Linked DNA regions of Homo sapiens: region 1 is linked to region 2. Evidence: chromatin loops called from intact Hi-C (ENCODE). Cell type or tissue: ascending aorta. All regions are shown on one strand.

Evidence for each region. Peaks named below come from ENCODE experiments on the same cell type or tissue, not always from the same donor. Only the 100,000 strongest peaks of a DNase experiment are listed, where the experiment ranks them.
Region 1: it touches region 2 in a loop (4-fold over the local background); 2 of 110 quality-filtered maps call a loop at or near these places.

What each region holds. Positions count from the first base shown.
Region 1 is chr10:43,822,526-43,827,525 of GRCh38, reverse strand. No RefSeq gene overlaps it. Among named protein-coding and RNA genes, the nearest start is that of LINC00619, 20 kb to the left of the region's middle. In ascending aorta, no CTCF peak of the experiment used is centred here; a DNase peak (open chromatin) is centred at 2,405; H3K27ac peaks cover 5,000 bases.
Region 2 is chr10:44,972,090-44,977,089 of GRCh38, reverse strand. The region is part of intron 3 of RASSF4 (Ras association domain family member 4); the gene reads right to left. It overlaps DEPP1 (DEPP autophagy regulator 1), which reads left to right. Exons shown (of 2, transcript NM_007021.4): 2 at 1-962. Among named protein-coding and RNA genes, the nearest start is that of DEPP1, 4.2 kb to the left of the region's middle. RefSeq lists enhancers at 901-1,604, 2,142-2,291, 3,241-3,902, 3,903-4,565 and a silencer at 1,862-2,081. In ascending aorta, a CTCF peak has its summit at 1,963 (motif pointing right); a DNase peak (open chromatin) is centred at 1,979; H3K4me3 peaks cover 2,850 bases; H3K27ac peaks cover 4,085 bases.

The DNA of each region.
Region 1 (5,000 bases), 1.1 Mb after region 2:
AGATGGTGATGATGTTGTACAACAACGTGAATGTACAAACTTTACATTATGTACATCTTACCACAATAAAAAAATCTTTTAAAATATAAACCAAAAAAAAAACCTCTTTATAATCTCTTTCAAGTGAGGAATTACCAAGTGCTCAACAGGCTGCTTAGAATGGGAGGCAGGGGTGAGGGGCAATGCCAGGCACATGACCCGCTTTGTACACTTACGATTGCTGCTATTTATTGAGTGTCTACCCTCTCTGCCAGCTCCTACACTAAGCACTTTACATGTACTCATTCTAATCCTAAAAAAAGAGAAAAGGAAAGAAAAACAGGAGCCTGCAAGGCTTCGAGGTGCATTGTATTTCCCACATTTTACAGAATCAACTTAGTGTCCTTGTGGTAAGAGTGTTTCTGGTGAGATGGTAAAGTCGTGTGTTTGTGAATTGTACATCATTCAATTCAATTCTTTTGGAGTTAATGATTCTACAAGAAAATATAGTCGAACTAGACATTCACTTACAGTGGAGCTCCGCTGGGTTCCCTAACTCTTAGTAACAGAGCTGCCCCCTCCGCTTCCCCTCACGCCCAGAGTCCTAGTAACAGAGTTGCCCGCGGAGAGGCTGCTGCTCTCAGGCCCTGGTCAGGGTGATGGATGTGAGTTTGCTCAGTCCTTCCTCCACGTGGGATAACCGAGAATATCCAGAATTTTTACCTAAATTGGAACTGGCACACAAAGCGTAAAGTCTGGCAAAAGAGGACTAAGCAGATACATGTGAAACTACCACAGTCAAACAGCCTCTAGTGGCACAGCTGTGGGACATCGATGCACTTGTCAATGGTGGGGACTGGACAGGAGGCTGCAGGCCACTGCACCGTCCTAAGGCCACTCAGGACAAGGCCAGTCCCCAATTTGTTTCACTGTGAGACAGCTGCGCAGTCAGAGCCCAGATACGGTCACCAGACTCCCGGACTTGGATTCAGCTCCACATCGTGTCACCCTGGCTAAAGGATGTACACCTCTGCGTGACTGGGTTTGTCACCTGGCAGCATGGATGCTCAAGCGACTGACCTGTCAGGACAGCAGCAAATGAACTGAAGCTGGGGGAGCGTGCAGGCTGGTGCTGTGTGGAGCTCTGGGGCAGAAGGCACTCACCAGGGGTGCCCAGAGCCGGGGTCTGTGAGTCGCGCGCTGGGTCCGGGTCACAGGCGCTGGGTGAACAGATTGAGAAGACAAAATGAGGATGTACTCCTTACATGCTCACGAAAAGCCTTCTTCCCCTTCGTTGGGAACGACCCCCCCAGACACTAGACCCAGGCCACACCTGGAGTCAGCCGCAGGCAACTCAGAGGAGCGCGAGCCCGGGAGCCTCGGGAGGGCCTCGGAGGTGGGTGGGGGTGAGGGGAGCCTCAGGAGGGCCGCGGGTGGTGAGGGGGGCCTCTGGAAGGTCTGGAGCCCGCTGAAGGCAGGCGATGACGCAGGCCCAGTGCACATGTCCCAGGGCTCCTGTCTAGGCACACGGAAGCTGCATGTTCGTTTCTTTGTACCCATATCACACTTACTGTATTTCTTCTTCTTCTTTCTTTTCCTCCCCCAGCAGCTCTAAGCGCCCTACAGCTTCCATGGAAAGGCAAAAGGGACTTCCCTATTGCACCGTCTGCGGGTACCACTGTTCCAGCCCTGAAGGGACTAGGGGATGCTGCGCTGTGGGGAAAGTCCGGGTGGCAGGAGATGGCGGGGCTCCTGGAGGAGGTGCTGGGATGCGCTGCTGTGGCTGCTGAGAAAGGTCCTGAGGGCGCAGCCCGCCCTTTCCCCGAGCTGCGAGCTGCGAGCTGCGAGGGAGCCCGGCGGGGAGGACCGGCAGGGTCTCTGGGAGGGAGGAACAGGGGAGCCTGGAGTCTCAGGGCTGCCGGGAGCAGAGGCGCTCTGGGTGGTGAACGTCCCCAGCCTGCCCTCCCTGCTCACTGCGGAGTCACGCGCCCGCTCTGCTCTGGGCCTCCCCTCAGCTCTGGCCTCCAGGCAGTTTCCTTTCTGCCAGGTAGATTCTGTGCGACTTCATTTATTCAGAATCTGGATCAGCAAATGAACATTCAGGTAGGAAAGGGGTGTTTGGAAGGGTGGAGAGGTTTCCAAGCAGGCGCCCACCTGAGGGGCCCCCTGAAGGGAAACAAAGGGGACTTAAAGCCAGGTTTCCAGCTCGGCCACCCCTTCCTTTTTTTGTCTTTTTTCTTTTTTAAAAAAATATAAACAAAGAGCTTGAATTATTTTGAAATAACTATTGGTAGCTGGACTGTGTTCTCTTGACCACAACATTGCTCTGGGACTGAACCGCGTGGGTCTCTGCTCTTCCTAAGTGTTACATAAGAATAGCGAACCCATGAGGTCAGCTTCTAAACCAGTTTCTTCCCATAACCTCCTGGACCAAGGCCCAAGCAAGGCCGAGAGGAGCTCAAGGTCCCACTCTCACCAGGACGGGCCTCTCTCTCTAGTTGGCAGGAGGCGATGAATGTCGCCCAGTAATTTAAGGTTGTTCATGTTTGGGTAGAAAAGCCAAGCACAGGCCCATATTCTAGAGGATTGCTTGTGGCAGGCAGAAGGCCATCAAAGGCAAACCCAAACAAACAAAAAAGTGTCTTTTGAAGCTAATGGAGCAGATCAGATTGGTGAAAAGTAGATTAACAATAGCATTTGGAACAAAACTTTCAGCATAGTGCTTGCCCGAAAGTACTTACAGCCCTTTAAAATTGAGAGTGGGACCAGGCACTATGGCTCACAACTGTAATCCCAGCACTTTGGGAGGCTGAGGCGGGCAGATCACTTGAGTCCAGGAGTTTGAGACCAGCCTGGGCAACATAGTGAAAACCTGCCACTACTAAAAATACAAAGAGTAGCCGGGCACAGTGGCGCTCACCTGTAATCCCAGCTACTTGGAGGCTGAGGCACGAGAATTGCTTGAACCTGGGAGGCAGAGGTTGCAGTGAGCCAAGGTCGTGCCACTGCACTCCAGCCTGGATAACAGAGTGAGACTCTGTCTCAAAAATAAAATAAAATAAATAACATTGTCACTGGGTGGAATTGTAGACAAGGCAAAGATGTGTCTACACAGTTCCAACCAAGAGTAAGGCAATTATAAAAATCCACTTTTGCATACCTAAGGGCATTGCCTAGATATTTGGAATCATATATTTGGTTAATTTGAGTTTTTTCATAGAAAGCAGGTAAACATAGCCAACTTTTATAATGAAGTAAATTTTCAATCTCATGTTAACCTTAACTCTTTCATAGTCTGAATAGACCATATTCACAGTGATATGAGAGCCAGACATTTTAAATAAAATCACAGGAATAATGTTCTTTGTTTATGTCACAATTACACTAAGCCAGCAGTCCCCAACCTTTTTGGCACCAGGGACCAGTTTCATGGAAGACAATTTTTCCACAGGCAGGGTGTATGGGTCAGGATGAAACAGTTCCACCTCAGATCATCAGGCATTAGTTAGATTCTTATAAAGAACGTGCAGCCTAGAACCCTCATATGTGCAGTTCACAGTAGGGTTCATGCTCCTATGAGAATCTAATGCCACTACTGATCTGACAGGAAGCAGAGCTCATGCAGCAATGCTCACTCACCACTCACCTCGTGCTGTAGCATCCCAGTTCCTAACAGGCCACAGACCAGTATCAGCCCATAGGTTGCAGACCCCTGCTCTAAGTAGTCCAAAATGGCTTACCAAATGCAGCCTTCCAAATATGCCAGATATTCTCATTGTGCGCTAAAATTTCTTTATTATAAAAGTCAGAGTTAGTAAATAAAGTTACAAAAACAAAAGACACATATAATATAATGTAAAATATAATCCAAATCATGACTCCTTCCGTATGACTTTCTAAAATGTAGTATTTTTCTTGGAAAATGTCACAACTTGTAAGTGTGGCAAAAACTCACTAGAAACAGCATTCTGAGTACTCCAGTGACAACATTGTTAAAACACTCTGAGTCCATGCATTTAATATTCTATATTAAGGCCTCTCTACTCCCATAATTTCCCCTACATAGCACTATGAAGTCATGTAAGGGTAGTCAGAAGGAAACAAAACTATTAAAAATATCCTCCAAAAATGAAAAGATGCCAAAAAATCACACAAGGACTTAATAACCATGGTATTTACAATGGAAAAGAATGCTTCTGCCAGAAACTCTGTTTTTACTAGCCCAGACTTTTTTTCATGTTTAATTTTATATACAAGCTTTTTGCCTGGATTTATGATTAAATTATTTTCTTTTCAACTCCTCTTTGTTACCTTGGTTTTATCAATATTGAACCACTTGAATTCTGCAGCAATAGCAAACGAAAGTAAAAACCAACTTCTATACACAGTGCTGATTAGGCCCAGCTCTAATCACTGAACCAACTGTAGGAGACAGATACTATTATGTTGCTCTGTACAAACGAAAGAGCTGAAGTACTCAGAGGCTGAGTAACTGCCCAAGGTCACACAGTTGCTAAGTGGTAGACCTGGGAATTGAACTCAGGCAAGGCTGGCTCCAGAGCCTATGTTTCCACCACTTTTCTAAGCTATCTTTTTATAGCATTTCTAGAACTCTCAGAGCAGCAATCCAGTGATGTTAGCCCAAACTCATCAATTTTGCAAGTTATAGGATCTGTCTGCTCCTTGAACAAACCTTTCTTGAGCATGAATTGGATTCATGTTTTTGCATCTGTACAAAAGGCACAGGGACAGACGGGGGAAAAATTGTGTCTACTACTACTGAAAGATTCAGAGTCTCTGAGTAAGATGAAGTCATAAAAGTTTCATTTGTCTTTTGGCACGGGGAGGGGCTGAGCTCAGACTGCAGCATCTGCTCAGCATAGCCTCCTCCTCCTCCTCCCAAGTCATTCACTCTGGAGTGAGGGGGAGCCTTCGCTCTGCTCCCCAAAGCTCTTTCCTGACCTAAGATCCTGCCCTCGACCACCCTCGCGCATGAACTCACCATGGTTCTCCGCAGGTCT
Region 2 (5,000 bases):
TGCCTCCCAGGCCATTCTGACGTGTAACCGCATATAGGAGCCCACTGGCTGAGTAGCTACCATCATCGCTGGTGGGGAAACTGGTGGTAGGGGTGTGAGGGTAGTGGGGGTGTCAGCCCCCCAGGTGTTTCAGAACAAGGCCTCGGGCACTCCCAAGTCTGCCTCTTGGCTCCCACCCTCAAAGCCCATGTTCTGTGAGGCCCAAGAGAACACATGGAGTCTTAGCAAATGCACTAATGTATTCCGGGGGACTGTCACCTGGCACCACTGGGGCACTCTGCTGGCTACAACTCATACGTCCTGTGGTGGCATTGGGAGAGTTCCCCCATGATGAGGGCCAAGATAGAATCTGTACCACTCAGTGCTACCATCCCCACCCCTACACCACTTCCACACAGGGGCCTCATGGCATGGTCAGGGTCCCAGCTGTGGGTGAGAGCAGGGCACTGTCCAGCTGTCCACTGGGGAAGTCAAGATGTCCTAAGGCCCAGGTCAGGGCATCTGGAGTCTGAAGGACCCTAGTTCCTAGAGGCATCTGGCAGCAAGAAGGTGAGGCATCAGGGAACGGGAATCAGGCTGGGACTGATCAGAGGTGAAGGGACAGAGAGAGGAGAGGAGGAAGATTGAGCTGGGGGCAACAGCCAAGCTCACCTGGGCAGGTCTCTGCCACCTCCTTGCTCTGTGAGCTGTCAGTCTAGGTTATTCTCTTTTTTTGTGGCTATTTTTAATTGCTTTGGATTTGTTAAATGTTTTCTGTCTTCTGTTAAGTGTGTTTTCTCTGGAGATAGAATGTAAACCATATTAAAAGGAAAAAGTTTCAGACAAGCAATTACCCAGTTTCCTTATCTATAAAATGGGGACATCAGCAATGTTCTTCACACCCTGCAAGGGCTGGGAATCTGCGCATGTGAACTTGGAGCTGCATTTATGAGCACTGTAGACAAATGTTTGTATCTGTCACAGCCCACTGTGTCTCTGTGGTGGTCTCAAACCTGCAGGTCCCTGACTTTGGGCAAACGTGTGGGGCAGCCTTTAGCCGGGGCAGCCTTTAGCCAATCATCATCCTCGGGAGAGATCCAGAGGGCCCACCCACCAAGGCAGAGGGGTTGAGGTCCGGGCTTGCTGGGCCCAGCCTCACTACAGCCCCTTCTGCAAAGCATCATGAAACGGGGTCAGAGGGAGAGTCCGGCAACTAGGATGAGGTCAGCAGACTCCCCTATGCTCAGAAGCCACCTCGCTGCATCTGGGGAGGTCTGGCAGTTTGAGGAGACCATCCCCGGGCTTCCTCACTAATACCCAGCTGTGTGAAAGAGGTCAATGGCACCTTTGGAAGGCGCTCCCTCCCAGTAGAATACAGGTTTGTGGTTGGGGCTTCTGGCAGTGTCCCAAGCTCCTGCAGAGAGGCCCAGGGGAATTCCTTTCCCTTCAAGCTAAGCCTCCTGGTGGGGCCCTTGTAGAGCAGTTACATTCTCCTTCCTTCTTGCCACTGGGGTGGGGGTGGGGAGAGTGGAAAGGGAGGTAGAGAGGGGAGTGGAGGTGGGGGTGGGAATGGAGAGGGGAGTGGGGCTGGGGGTGGAGAGGGGACTGGAGAAGGGAATGGAGAGGGAAGTGGGGGTGGGGGTGGGAGGTGGAGAGGGGAGTGGGGGTGGGGGTGGAAGGTGGGGATGGGAGGCGAAGAAGGGAGTGAGTGGGACACAAGGCACTGCCCAGAGCGGGCAGGCTGGGAAGCGCTTTGCGGCTCCCAGAAAACAGATGTTCGTGGGGCTGGCCAGTCACTCCAGGGGCCAGTGGTCTGCCAGGCCTTCGGAGAGGGGACGGGGCAACTCTCTCAAGGCGGGATGCTGGTTTTCCGCACCCCTGGGAGAGACGGAGCCCCCGGACCAGGGGAAGCCCCTTCCGTTTCTCTCATTGCTGAGGGGTCCCTGGGCCGAGGAGCGGGACTGGATGTGGAGCGCGCCCGCGGTCACCAGGGGGCGCCCCGGAGCCTCGGCGCCGCGCCCCAGGCGGGCGGGGCCGGCACACAGTCCCCAGAAAAGGTCCTGCCGCCTGGGGCTCACTTGCTTGTCCAGAGCCATGGGTTTACACAAGGACATTTCCGGGCGGTCCTTTTTTCTTTTGAGATACCAGCCAGCCTGGCTAAAGCCCTTTGCCATCTTCAAAAGGCACAGATTGTTCCCCGTTGCTCAGGCTTTTTGTTGTAATACAAGCAAAATTATCCCAAAGGCGAGGTTCATGATACAGGAAGTCGGCGCCTCAGCCTCCAGAGATGGCGTCCCTCCTCTAGCCCCTCGGAAGCGGGGAGAAGGCTCACAAGGAGCCGCTGGTCCCAGGGCGTGACGCTGGCCCCAGAGCGTGGCCCTGCCCACCTTCGGAGAAGTGGGATGAGACAGTGGAGGAGAAGGCACCCCAAACCGTACTGCTAAGGCTGCCGGTGCTGCGGGTGAGGGGCAGTGACAACACGGGGGGGTCTCTTTCAGGCGGCTCTGGGAGCGCGCCCCGGGTGGTGAGCCCTTCGCCAGCCTGAGAGCCCCTTAGCTTGGGGCTCAAGGGCAACAAACAGCACCCTGTGTCCCTGAGACCTGTTCACTGATACTGGGTGGAGACCTCCAAAGCCTAATGGAAACGGTATTGCTGTTTTGTAAGTGGCTGTGAGCTTGGGGCCATGGCCAGCACCTTTCATTTACTGCAATGTGACCTTGGACTAGAGACTTAAACTCTGGGAGCCTCCATCTCTTTGCCTGGAAAATAATCATTCCTATATCACCTTATATTAAACAAAGGAGAGGCAAAGTGCCTGGTGCATTGGAGGTTCTCTGGGGAAGTGTCTGTTCCTCTTGTCTGCCCAGCCCTTGGGGCCTGTGGTGCCTGAGGAGAGACTGGCCTGGGATGGCCCTGCCCCTGCAGCAAGTGCCCAGTGGCCCAGGAGGTCGTGGTGGGTGCATCACAGGGTGGCAGTGAGACCTGGAGGGGCTTGGTGCCCCAGGGACCAGTTGTGCCTATCAGTGTCACAGCCTAAAGCCTCGTCTTATGTGGTAATTGCGACCCAGCAAAAACACACACTTCTTCAGGCCGGTACCGGTACCCTGGGCTGTTAAGGCTACAGAATTTTCCTGAAAGGTACTTTCTGACTCCATGGAGACCGGGTCAAACCCTTACACTTTCTTCAGCGTTAGGGACAGGAAAATCCCCCTAGTGGGTTAACTTTCTATCATTAAGGGCTGTCAAGAACACCTCTTCCCAGCCCGAGAGTCCCCTACTTCTCTATGTGGGCTGTCCCGCAGCATACACCAACACACACAAACCACAAACGCAGGGTGGAGGCTCTTGGGGCTTCCCGCTCCCGCGCCCCTGCCCCCGACAACTGTTCCTACAGAGGGGATTATCTTGGGGAATCCCGAGTGCCAAAACTAAGCTCTTACTAGTGGTTTTCAAACTTGACCTTCCACCAGAATGCCCTGGAGGGCTCCTTAAAACTTGGACGGGAAGACTAAGTGTTTTCGGTTCAGCAGGCTGGGAGAGGGGCGTGGTAGGAATTTGCATATCTAACCAGTTCCCAGGGCAGCTGGTGCTTGGACCACCTGTGGAAAGCCACCTGGGATTTAGATCAATCCCTGAACAGCCAGAGCTGAAGAACAGCAGTGACCACACCCCAGGCCTCCACCAGAAGATATGAAGTGGCGTGTGTTAACAGCACAGGTGGAAATCCCTGTGGTGCCATCACCCTCTCCCCAATGCCTCCCTCTACCCAGCACACTGGAGCTCAGGACCGAGGACTCACCCCAACTCTCTCCAGGCCTACACCTGCTGCTTAAGTCACCCACCAACTCTGCACAGGGACCCACAGGGTGCCCGGCCTGGGGAGTGCAGGATGGGGGCAGGCAGGGTGAGACAGGTGTCACAGAAGTGAGCATGAGGAGGTGGGATGGCAGGAGAGGGAGGGGAGCAAGCTGTGGGGCCTCGCAGCCTGGGCAGGTCAAGGAGGCAGAGTGTGAGGTTTGTACCATGCCTGGTGGTCACAGGCAGCCCAGCACAGCTTGGACCAGGAGCCAGAAGCTCCTGAAGGGTGTGATGTCTGGCCTGGCCAGCCGAGGGGACGCCTCAGGGGCTGGCTGAGGCCGTCTGGCAGCAGGTTCCAGCCGGCCCTCTGATCTGCCACTGTCTGGCAATCCCCAGCTGCCCAGAGTTGCCTGGATGCCTGGGCTAGCTCTGGCCTGGGAGCTATAGAAGGGTGTCTGAGTTACTGAAGAGGGAGGACTAGGACTAGTGAGCCAAGACTAGTGAGGAGAGAAAGTCCGGGAGCCAACCCAATCTCAACTGCAGAACCCCCCAAAAAACAGCCTCACCACGATAAGACTTGCCATTAGGCGGTACAAATATGTTGAATTAGACCAAGATAGGGCCACAAAGCCCAACCAAGATTCCCGCATGAAACATCAGAGGATGTGAATGACCGCAAGACTAGGGCTCCACTTGCCCTGCCCAGTGGGTGGTCCCCCAAGCCTAGGCCCTGCAGAGTCCAGCCAGTGCCCAAGGGCTGTGTTTGGCATCAGACATGTATTTAGCCCACATGATGTTTCAAGATTTGGGAAATTCCTCATGAAATTCCAGATAATCTATCCTCTTCTGAAAAATCAGAAAGGGTCTGGCTGCACCAGGCCCACGGTCCTGCACAGTAGGGATGGTTTGATCTGATGGGCGGCTGACTCCTTGAGTGGAGACCCACTCCCCACACCTGCGCTGCCTGCTGTGAGCATCTGAGCCTATAAGCCCCTGTGTAGCCCCACACCCCACTTTACAAATGAGAGTACTGGGGACCAGGGGCCACAGGTGAGACCCTGCAGATATGTGGCGGGACCAGCAGGGAACAGAGAGGGACTGACTCCTCTTGTCCGCTGAATGGTGTGATGGGCTGAGGACGGACCTGTTCTCGGCAGCAGTTCACATGGACAAAGGTCTCGGGGGAAGGGGAAAGGGGGAAGACCCCCAAGGTGATTTCTGCC